Regions from separate parts of the Mus musculus genome. Here region 2 is linked to region 1. The links are chromatin loops, found by intact Hi-C in ENCODE. Cell type or tissue: gastrocnemius. All regions are shown on one strand. Links, peaks and the distances in the headings refer to the core of each region. The heading gives the core; the rest is flanking DNA.

Region 1 (5,385 bases), core at 130-5,129:
GTTCCCATCTGCCTAGGTTTGGTAACAAGGCTTGAATTAAACTGAAAAAAATTACTAAATCTAAGGCTTAAAATATGCAATTTTAGGAGCATTTACAGTCGGTAATAATAAGAGACACACACAAAAAACTTGGTATTTACTTCAATCATTCATAAAACCAAATTTAATGCTCACTTAAGAAAGTTAGAAGGCAAAAGCCGGGCGTGGTGGCACATGCCTTTAATCCAAGCACTCGGGAGGCAGAGGCAGGCAGATTTCTGAGTTCGAGGCCAGCCTGATCTACAAAGTGAGTTCCAGGACAGCCAGGGCTACACAGAGAAACCCTGTCTCGAAAAACTAAAAGAAATAAAAAAAAGTTAGAAGGCATTCTGGCTATGGCTATGGCCCTGTTCACCATACGTACGCTCCACGCTGGGAATCCGGCAGGCAGAGGTCACAGGGCGCCAGGCTCAGGATAGGGAATGTTGCTTCAGCCTCTCCCCTTTTATCCGCCTCATGTCTGCACCGGCACTGATGGTCTTCTAAAGAACAAAGTTATTCTTCTCTGACTCTTTCTGCAACCTCGCCCTTAATGTACCTTCTGTTCTCATCCCCTGTGTGTCCACGCCTGCCCCATTCTCCTCCTTCCTTTCGCAGCTGGTATTTTTACCCTCTCTTCATCCATTTTCTATGTTTCTCAAAGCTGTGCCTACAGTCACACCCTCTTCTATTAACACATGTCTACGTTACAGAGTAGGCTCCACATATGAATGAGAACATGTGCTTCTTGTCTTTCTGAGATTGTATTACCAAGACTTTGACGATCCGTCCCTTTTACTGCAAAGTCATAACTTCAGTTTTCACTTGATCTGAATAAAATTGTGTTGTGTGTATGTAAAAAAAAAAAGAGTTATTGATTATCTAAGACACAACACTGCTTAGCAATCACTAATAGAAAAGAAGAGACGCAGGGATGTTTCAGAAATTCATGTTGATAGAATGAATCATAACCCCTCGAAAGAACACTGAGACTTGGAAGACCAAGAAAAACAAGGTTAAAAACCAAAGTGCGGACTAGACTGAGTCTGTAAGGAATGGGGCTGGGGAAGAGCCTGCCAATGTAAAGAGATTAATGCCACCACTAAGATGGAGCTAAGGTGCAATAGACAACGAGTGACTGTCTATAAAAGAAATAACAAGGGGTTGGAGAATAACAAAAGAAATAACAAAAATCATGGCTTAATACATTCATGGAAAGGGAGCTATAAGGGTAGGTTAGGACTTTCTGACCTCACTGAAAAACAAATCATTTCAAACCACACAAAAATATAAGCTAAAGAAAACTACCCATAAGAACAAGCACAGGGCAGGAGAGCAATGAGGAAACTAAGTCCACACCCAACAGGTCTCAGCCTCGCTCACTTCCTTCCCTGTGACCCGTGGTGGCTGAGTGGAGCTCTGGAGGAGGCTGACATGGACGAGAGGAAGTAATTTTGTCAGCAGAGCTGGTCGGGAGCTTAGGGGAGTAGGTGCGGATGTAGACACAGGATCTGTGATCTGAGACCTGAAGGAAATTAGGTCTGCGCTGAAACTGTAACTATAGTGCACCCCCTTGGGAGACAAGGCCCCAGATCACTCAGGTGAGCCATTCCTGACAGCTGCAGGGTCTGCCCTCTTGAGCTCCTGCTTTCATGACAACCCTAGGGTTTGTGTTCTATTCTCATAGTCCCTGGGTAAGAGCCAGCCTCCAGCCTGGGGCACAAACCTATGGGGCGCAGTGGTGTCAGAGGTCAGGACCCCTGGCCTTTCCCACATCAGAAACCTCCCTTCTACTCCTTCCCACTCTGCCTGCCCCACAGAAACCCTTGTGTGTGCCCTTGAGTGCTGTGTCCATGTAGGAGGCCTATAGGGTACAAGAAGCACACCTGGCAGGCTGCACTGCTCAGCCATCATTCTTCGGGTGGTGAAAGTCTCCCTTTTCTTCCTTACGTCCACATGTGCCACACAGTGGTAGTGATGTCCCTCCATCAAACTAAAGATCCACAGCTACAAAATCAAAAAATGTGGATACAGATCTCTTTCAAGACGTGATACTCACTGCAAAAGCCAAAGGGAAGTGGGGCAGAGCACAGATAAGAGCTTCAGGTGTTCCTAGGTTCTCTCAGACACTTGGACTGCCCCAGTGCTGCTTTTAGTCGCTTCCTGAACGCTGCATCGCTCCCATGCAAGTGCTTACAGGGGGGATTTTGTCCAGAACCTTAGCTCAGACACAGCTATGATTCAGTGTCACACAGCACATGCTACAGCCTTTGAGCCATGAACATTTCTACCATGTTACTGAGTCCTAGCACCTAAGATAATGGCAGTTGAATTGATGGAAAAGAAAATTAACTGTCATAGCTCCCCAAAGTATATCTTCATCATATTTGTATCAACAGCACCTATATAAAATAAGCCTAAGGTGTTGACATTTTTTAAATCTTGAAATGTGTTTTCAGGTTTAAAATCATACAACGCTGGTGCTGACAGCTGTGCCAGCAGTTCTAACTTTTGCTCATTCAAATACTACCTAGCATTTAAAAAACATGCACGTCAGGGTCCCCTCCGCAGACCAAAGGTCCCCCAAACCCTACCACTGACATGCACAGTGGGACAAATCCTGGCACATTGCTGGTGACCACATGAAACAGAGACTCTGTACTTGTTCATGTTCTGTATGCTTGAAACTCAGATGTATCCGCACAGGGCTCTCACCTGGCCATCAGCACTGCCGGTGACCAGCTGTTGGTTTTCTTCATTGATAAGCAAATTTAGGAGAGGGTAAGCTGTATGAAAACATAGGGCATTCAGTGTGGACAGTGCTTCTTCTACTCAACTTAGCACTATTCTGAATCTTCATATCAGGAGGTGAACTTATAAATGAATACAACTTTGGAAACATTCATGAGCCAAAGGGGGAAAAAAAAAAAAAAAGGAATGCTGTCCCAAATAAGATGGTGTATATGAATTACAGCTGGCTGCTAGTGAGCCTGGCTCATCTGCTCACACTAAGCAGGCCCAGAGCAACTGTCAACAGCCTAGAGGAAGAAAGTACAGCTCGGCTAGCCCTTCAAACCAGCAGAGCAGTGCCGGCAGACTAACAACAATGGCATCGTGAACCTAGCGATAAAAACAGCAGTTAAATAGATATCTTGCTTTAAATAAAAAGGACTCCATGAAATTTAATTTTACTTCAAATATAGTTTAAAACTATCACGAATTTGGAAGAACTACATAAACAGGCTGAGAAACACTATATGTCCTAACTAAGCTGCAAATGGCATCCAAGGTGAATTTACAGAACAATGTACAATTGTGTTCCTCAAATTGTTTCACAAGATGGTCTTCAGAAAATCCAACAAAATTCCAGAAAAATGTGCTTCGTGCCAAAGCTTGGTGAACAACTGCAGGCTGTCAGCACACGATACTGTGCATGTGGGTAACCAGCCCGAAAGGCTCAATCCTGGATAAATTACGGCAGGAACTCTAGCAGGTCACCAAGACGGCTGTGTTTCTCATAAGTGGGGTTTTTATGGGGCATCTCAAAGGGAAGGAAAGCCCCCTAGCATTGGTATCTCTGCTGTCCCAGGACACTAGTGCATACATGGCAGAACATGGGGGTAAAGGGGATAGGGAGACTCCAGAAGCAACCTTGTTAGATGCAGGGAGGAAATACAGGGCCCCAGATGTCACACACAACAGCCTCCAGGCTCCAGGAGAGAGAGCCAGCCCATAGACATTGGTCACACATCTATATAATCAGGTGATGGTTCCATTTCCTACAGAAGGACAGTTTGATGAAAGCAACAGTTATCCTAGAATGTATAAGATGGACAAATGCTTACAACCTAATCCATGGACTGCATGCTGTCCAATCCTCCACTCATCGGGGAGGATGATGTCCCAGATGTTCCCAGCTCTGACCCTCTACAGGGCAGAAGAGGGCCTTGTCTCAGGCACTTTATCTGAGAGCCAATCTACTCTACATACTTACCTAAAACAGCTGCTCAGAAGCCAAATGCATATATGTACATATAAGTGTAAGTTAAAATTCTCCGAGACAGTAACTGACGTTCACCTGCTCAGTAGACAGAGGGGAATTACCTCTGTCTGGCTACACAATACACACAATTCTGAATGGCGACTTAAAGATGTGGCTGGTGACTGGCCCACCTGTCTCTGGGGCGATTCAGACCTCTGTCTGCTGCACTGTTTCTGGGGTGATAGCCACACCAGGAGAGTTCCTTCACTCTACCTGCTCAGCTAGAATGTAAAAGAGTCAGTCTTTCATTTACCTGTTAAAATGGATGAACTGTATATCAAGGATCCCACACAAAAGTCCCAGACCTGCAAACGAAAAACAGCTCATTTAAGACATAAAAATGTTGCCAGTATTGCTAACCATGAACAATAAAAATTGAACCATATAAATAATTAAAGAATTAAAATTCACATATTGAATCACTGATTATTAAAATCCAAGATTTCAGAACAATGGTAAAAACATACTGATTCCCCAAAGATGACCACCTATGGACTTGGGAGGACTCCTCCAAAGATGAGTAGCTCAGTTAAGAAGTGCCAGCATGTCCCTGGGGCTATGCCCCAATTGTAGAGGGTGACCACCTGCAGGACTGCATTCCAACCATGACAGCCACGTGTGTTTGTTGTACCCACCACCCTTTCTATGGTAGTCACAGCTCCAAGGACATTCCAAAATACCAACTCTCTTCATTTTCATGACCACCAGTAATATAAGAGGCCCCACTGTGTCTATTTGAAATATAAGAATACTGAAATGCAAAATAGTTTATCCAAGTAGGGCAACTTGGATTTCTGCCTCAACAGCTGCTAACTCCCAGTGGAAGTCACCGGTTCCATCAAATAAGTATTTTCAAATGACCATAGAATGTATTCTAACAACTTTTGTAGTTTAATACACACATGTGACTTTAAGTTTTTCTTTCAGGACAATGATAAATGTTCATCCTTTATTAATAAAATTATACTAATACTAGCTAACTTGGGACTGTTAAAAAGCGAATCTGCATTTTGCTTTACTTTTTCTGAAGCTTGGTGTAGTGCTAATGGAATCCACTTATCTGTTGGTTATTGGAAAACTTTTCAGATATACACTGCTCCCTCTAGATTTAGATTCAAGAAAAGTCCTCACAATTGTTCAATGTCCATATGCTGGAGAATCAAGACATGCGACACAGAGTAACCCAGTCCCACTTGAAGATCAAACCTCCACTTGTGTGTGGTGAGAAAATAGCCTCCTCGGGTGCATGCTTTATTTGTTTGTTTGTTTGTTTGTTTGTTTGTTTGAGACAGGGTTTCTCTGTGTAGCCCTGGCTGTCCTGGAAC
Region 2 (5,385 bases), core at 286-5,285, 700 kb before region 1:
TTCTAAGGAGTGATGAAGTATCCACCCTTTGGTCTTCCTTCTTCTTGATTTTCATGTGTTTTGCAAATTATATCTTGGGTATTCTCAGTTTCTGGGCTGAGTTCGAGACTGGAAAGAGTTCGAGACTCTTTCCCACTTTCTCTTCTATTAGATTCTGTGTATCTGGCTGATCTTTCAGGACAGATGTTTCTGCCTGCCTTAGCTGCTCCTGCAGCATGGCTGGCTCCAGACAGGGGACCCTGGCTTAGGCTCCCTAGAACCTCAATGCCTGCCACACCTGCTGACTAGACCAGCAGGGAATGTGATAATATCCGCTTATCACTGTGTGCATATCAAGTGACTTCTTTTGTGATTGGGTTACCTCACTCAGGTTGATATCCTCCAGATGCATCCATTTGCCTAAGAATTTCATAAATTCATTGTTTTTAATTGCTGAGTAGTACTCCATTGTGTAAATGTATCACATTTTCTGTATCCATTCTTCTGTTGAGGGGCATCTGGGTTCTTTCCAGCTCTGGCTATTGTAAATAAGGCTGCTATGAACATAGTAGAGCATATGTCCTTATTACGAGTTGGAATATCTTCTGGGTATATGCCCAGGAGAGGTATTGCTGGATCTTCTGGTAGTACTATGTCCAATTTTCTGAGGAACTGCCAGACTGATTTCCAGAGTGGTTGTACCAGCTTGCAATCCTACCAGCAATGGAGGAGTTTTCCTCTTTCTCCACATCCTCACCAGCATCTGCTGTCACCTGAATTTTTGATCTTAGCCATTGTGACTGGTGTGAGGTGGAATCTCAGGGTTGTTTTGATTGGCATTCCCCTGATGATTAAGGATGTTGAACATTTTTTCAGGCGCTTCTCAGCCATTCGGTATTCCTCAGGTGAGAATTCTTTGTTTCGTTCTGTGCCCCATTTTTTTTAATGGGATTATCTTTACTTCATTTTCAAATTGGGTTATTTGGGTTTTTTAGGGGTTAACTTCTTAAGTTCTTTATATATTTTGGATATTAGCCCTCTGTCAGATGTAGGGCTAGTAGAGATTATTTCCCAATCTGTAGGTTGCCAATTTGTCCTATTGATGTGTTTTGGGTTTTTTGTTTGTTTGTTTGTTTGTTTTTTGTTTTGTTTGTTTGTTTTTTGCCTTACAGAAGTTATTCAGTTCCATGAGGTCCCATTTATTGATTGTTGATCTTAGAGCCTGAGCCATTGGTGTTCTGTTCAGGAACATTCCCTCTGTGCCAATGAGTTCGAGACTCTTTCCCGCTTTCTCTTCTATTAGATTCTGTGTATCTGGCTGATCTTTCAGGACAGATGTTTCTGCCTGCCTTAGCTGCTCCAGCAGCATGGCTGGCTCCAGACAGGGGACCCTGGCTTAGGCTCCCTAGAACCTCAATGCCTGCCACACCTGCTGACTAGATCAGCAGGGAATGTGCACCTGGCCGAGAAGGGTGGAACCACAGGTCCAGATCTCTGCCGACTTCCCGACCAGCTGTGTGTACCTCAGGGCCCACAGAGAGCCCAGGGATTCATGGCTGTCCCCTCTGCTCTGAATCCTATGTTCATGCCTGTTCTTTAGACCCCAGGATAAGGTGAAGGTGGTGTCGTTTGTAGGGTTTCTCTACAGGAAGCACACTTGCCACCATTGTGTTCAGGTGTGGCTTCTTATCTAGCACATTCTCAATGGCAGCCCAAAGGGCAGTCTCGGGTCCCTGCTGTACAGTACTGTGTCCCCAGAACAACACAGGACAGTCACACATGTCCACAGTCACGTGCTTCTGTCTCGAAAACCTAGCCTGCAGTTTCAGAACACCATACTTTTCATAGCACAGTGGTGGTGGTGGAGGGACAGTGTGGTCATCTGCCAATCACAAGGTATGTCTGTCCACAGAGAGGAAAGGAGTGGGCTAGAGAGAGAGGGAGGTGGAAGAGGGAAGTGAGCAAAGAGGATGGAAGGAGGGAGGGAGGGAGGAGGGAGGGAGGAAGGGAAGAGAGAAGGAGGAAGGGAGGGAGGGGAGGGGAAGGGGAGGGAAGGGGAAGGGGAGGGAGGGGAGGGGAAGGGAGGGAGAGAAGGGGGAGGGAGGAGGGAGAGAGGGAGGGAGGGAGGGAGGGAGAGAGAGAGAGAGAGAGACTCTGAGAAGGCTTGACTGCTTACAGCTGCTTTACAATGGTGATTCTGAGCTCCAGGGAGGTTAACAGACATCTTTGAGAACCGCCCTCTTCCCCACAGAGAGGCAAACAGTGTAGTAATGAAGGGGATGGTTCAGATTTTAGCCAACATTGGAAATGAATTCCAGGTGGTAGCGATGACAGGATCCACACTTTCTAGAGCATGTACTTTATTTATATATTAAGAATATGTTTCATTTGTCTAACATAATTTTGGCGTGTGAAACTGATCTTTGTGTGACGTGTTAGATGGCATTGAGAAATGCATGGGTTCTACCGGAGAGACACCCACTCTGAGGTGAAAGGGCAGCAGAGCCCTGGAACCCACGGGGAGTTGGTAGAGTCACCTGGGGTGGGTGCCGCCTGGAGGAACACAACACCCAGGACTCTGCTTCCAAAAACGAAGAGAGGGAGGGGGGAAAGGGGAGGGGGATGAGGAGAAGGAGGGGGAAGGGGGAGGGGGATGAGGAGAGGGAGGAAGGGAAAGAGGAGAGGAGAGAAGAATGAGAAGTAGAAGAAGGAGAAGGAGGGAGGGGCAGAGGGAGGGAGAGAAAGGGTGAAAGAGGAGGGGCAGATTTCTCTTCTGCTCTCTACTGCCTGGCTGTTCAGTATCTCAGAAGTCACATGCCAACCCCACCAGGGGTTTCACAGGGTGAGACAACATTCCTCTAGGAGCAAGACCCTCCCACTCCCTATTATTTATGTTATTTATATTGGTACGACTAGAACAACATAAACACCCTCCACTGGGGCAGGGGTGGGGGAATGAGTCTCTGATAAGCAAGACTGACTGGGAAGATGAACAAGGAGAAGCTATAAGGGACTCCGCAGTGTTGTCAGTCTGGGTGAACGAACAGCTGTGACTCAGGACAGTGACTCAAGCAGACCTCCAGATGGCTCTACACGGGGGCCCTGAGAGGCAGCCTCGGTTAGCAGCTGGTGATAGCCCTGAGAGTTTGCTTGTGGGTGATGATGGGAACTGTAGAGGAGAGGAGCCAGGAGTGGTATCATCTTTGAACTGTGCTAGTGGGAATGGTGTCCAGGGGGACTAGGGCTCTGCCCGCTGGCCTTGAGTTCTGTGGGTGTTGTTTGGAATCCATGTCTCCTTCCACGTGTTGCTTCTGTGGGTGGGTGCTCTTAGGCGGGGCGATAGACTCAGGCTGTGTTGCTTTACCTCAGGGAAGAGTAGATTCCTCGGGAGACTTTACTTTCTGTTTTCCCGGCTTAACTGTGAAACCAGAAGACATGCTCAGGAGCAAGACAGGGAGAAGGGGTTTCCTTTACAGGAATCTTAGCACCTCCAGCCACGTGTGTGGCCAAGGGCTAGGAAGACAGTGGTTAGCAAGTGATCCTGGGATGTAAAGTCCACAGAGGGAGAGCTTTTCACCATTTCTCTGAATTAGATTCTGCGTTCTCAGTTTCTATGAAAATCTTCAAATCCCATAACCAGGGTTCTCCGTACCACGGAGGTTACTCACACTGTGATAAAGAGAACCTTGCCTACCAATGAGATATTATCCTGACCTGGTCACCAGGGAGCTAGAAATGCTGTCCAGAGCAGTCGGGAATGATGTGCCACACATGAAATGAACCTTGCCCTCATCACTCCCAAGTGTTAGACGTGCCCTGTACCGAGGGCCATCCTCTTGGATTATATCCCAAGGAGTGCAGAACACTGGAGTAGTGCCACACATTTACTACCATCCAACCTTTGACACCATGACAGAGGTCATCCATAAAGTTCACACTAGAGAACTTCACAACTAGGGAACTAGAGAGCTACCAAAAAAAAAAAAAGTCACAAAATATATGTAGGCAAGTTTCTGTTTTGTGTTAAGATAAACAATGTAGTTTATCTTAAGGTAAAGGTGGCCATGTGTCTCATAGCTGCAGGTTGGGTGTACCTCCTGGGCCTTGAGGGGGTCTCATGGGTTGTTTAAACAGGGCACCTACACTGTTTTCAGACATGTCTCTAGGAGGAATTGATTCCTTGACGTCAGGACACCCTGCATGGGATGCAGACACCCTCTAGGTATCCCGAGGGCCAGTGTGTCCATGGGAACAGAGGCAAAGCGTCTGCCTTCAGCTCCCCAGACTTAACCACTGCATATTGCTCATGCAGGGTGGACGTGCATCCCATGCTTCTTTAAGAAAACACTCTCATTTGCTTCTCAGGACTCTTTCGAAGCTCAGAAATGCCTTACAGAGAAGTAAGTTTTCCAGCCACGGGCATCTGTTCTCTTTGTAACTCGAAGCTCATTCCTGTTCTGAGGAATTTCTGCCTGTTTGACACTTAGGACAAGTTTCCAGTCCAGACTTCTCAGGGATCCTCGGGTGGATGGGTGGACAGTCACCACTCTGTTCTGACACACAGTGTCGGCTGGGACCACAGCTCCTTCACTGCATCATACCCACTTGCAAACAGGAGCCTCTAGCCAAGTGTACATGTGTGTGCATGTGTGTGTGTGTGTGTGTGAGAGAGAGAGAGAGAGAGAGAGAGAGAGTGTACAAGTAACTGTGTGTATGAGTATGTATGCGTGGGTGTGTGTGGTGTGCATGTGTGTGAGTGGGTGGTGTCTGTGTGTGAGTGTGTGTGCGCGCGTGTGTGTGTGTGTGTGTGTGTGTGTGTGTGAACCAGAGACATACATTCAGATACTGGTGTATGCAAGTACTTCCTCACATACTCAGACAGTCGTACGTTCACTCAATTATACACTTAAGCATTGATTCATTTACCAGTTCACTCATTTATTCATCCATTTAGTCATTCATGTATTCAGTGGGGGTGGTGTGGTGTGTGTGTGCATGTGTGTGTGCCTGTATGTGTGGTGCATGTGTGAGTATGTGTACATGCAGATGTGAGTGTGTATATATGTGCATGTGTGTATGCATGTGTGTGAGTGTACATGTGGGCATGTACATAGGTAATAGGGCTTGCATTCCTTTCCTTGAAGGAACAACCCTGTTTGCGTAATATTCCAGGTTCCCCTGGTGCTGATCTGTAAGCACAAAGACCTCTGTGAACCATGTGTGTGTGTGTGTGTGTGTGTGTGTGTGTGCGCCTGCCTGTATGTGTGTGCATGTGTGTGCATCTGTGTGTGGTGCATGTGTGTGTGTATGTATGTATGTGTGTCTATGTGTGCATGTGTGTGTATGTGTGCACGTATGAGTATGTATGTGTGTATGTGCATATGAGTATCCTGTACTTATTCACTT

The links. A loop is a pair of places that touch in the nucleus more often than their neighbours do. Peaks named below come from ENCODE experiments on the same cell type or tissue, not always from the same donor. Only the 100,000 strongest peaks of a DNase experiment are listed, where the experiment ranks them.
Region 2: it touches region 1 in a loop (4-fold over the local background); 4 of 42 quality-filtered maps call a loop at or near these places.

What each region holds. Positions count from the first base shown.
Region 1 is chr17:14,920,356-14,925,740 of GRCm38, forward strand. Wdr27 (WD repeat domain 27) reads right to left here. Exons shown (of 25, transcript NM_175173.3): 6 at 4,314-4,365; 7 at 2,734-2,804; 8 at 1,905-2,025; 9 at 404-521. Among named protein-coding and RNA genes, the nearest start is that of Wdr27, 20 kb to the right of the region's middle. In gastrocnemius, for the core only: no CTCF peak of the experiment used is centred there; no DNase peak of the experiment used is centred there.
Region 2 is chr17:14,224,750-14,230,134 of GRCm38, forward strand. It overlaps Gm41531 (a long non-coding RNA gene), which reads left to right and starts at 1,335. Exons shown (of 2, transcript XR_876621.1): 1 at 1,335-1,875. In gastrocnemius, for the core only: no CTCF peak of the experiment used is centred there; no DNase peak of the experiment used is centred there.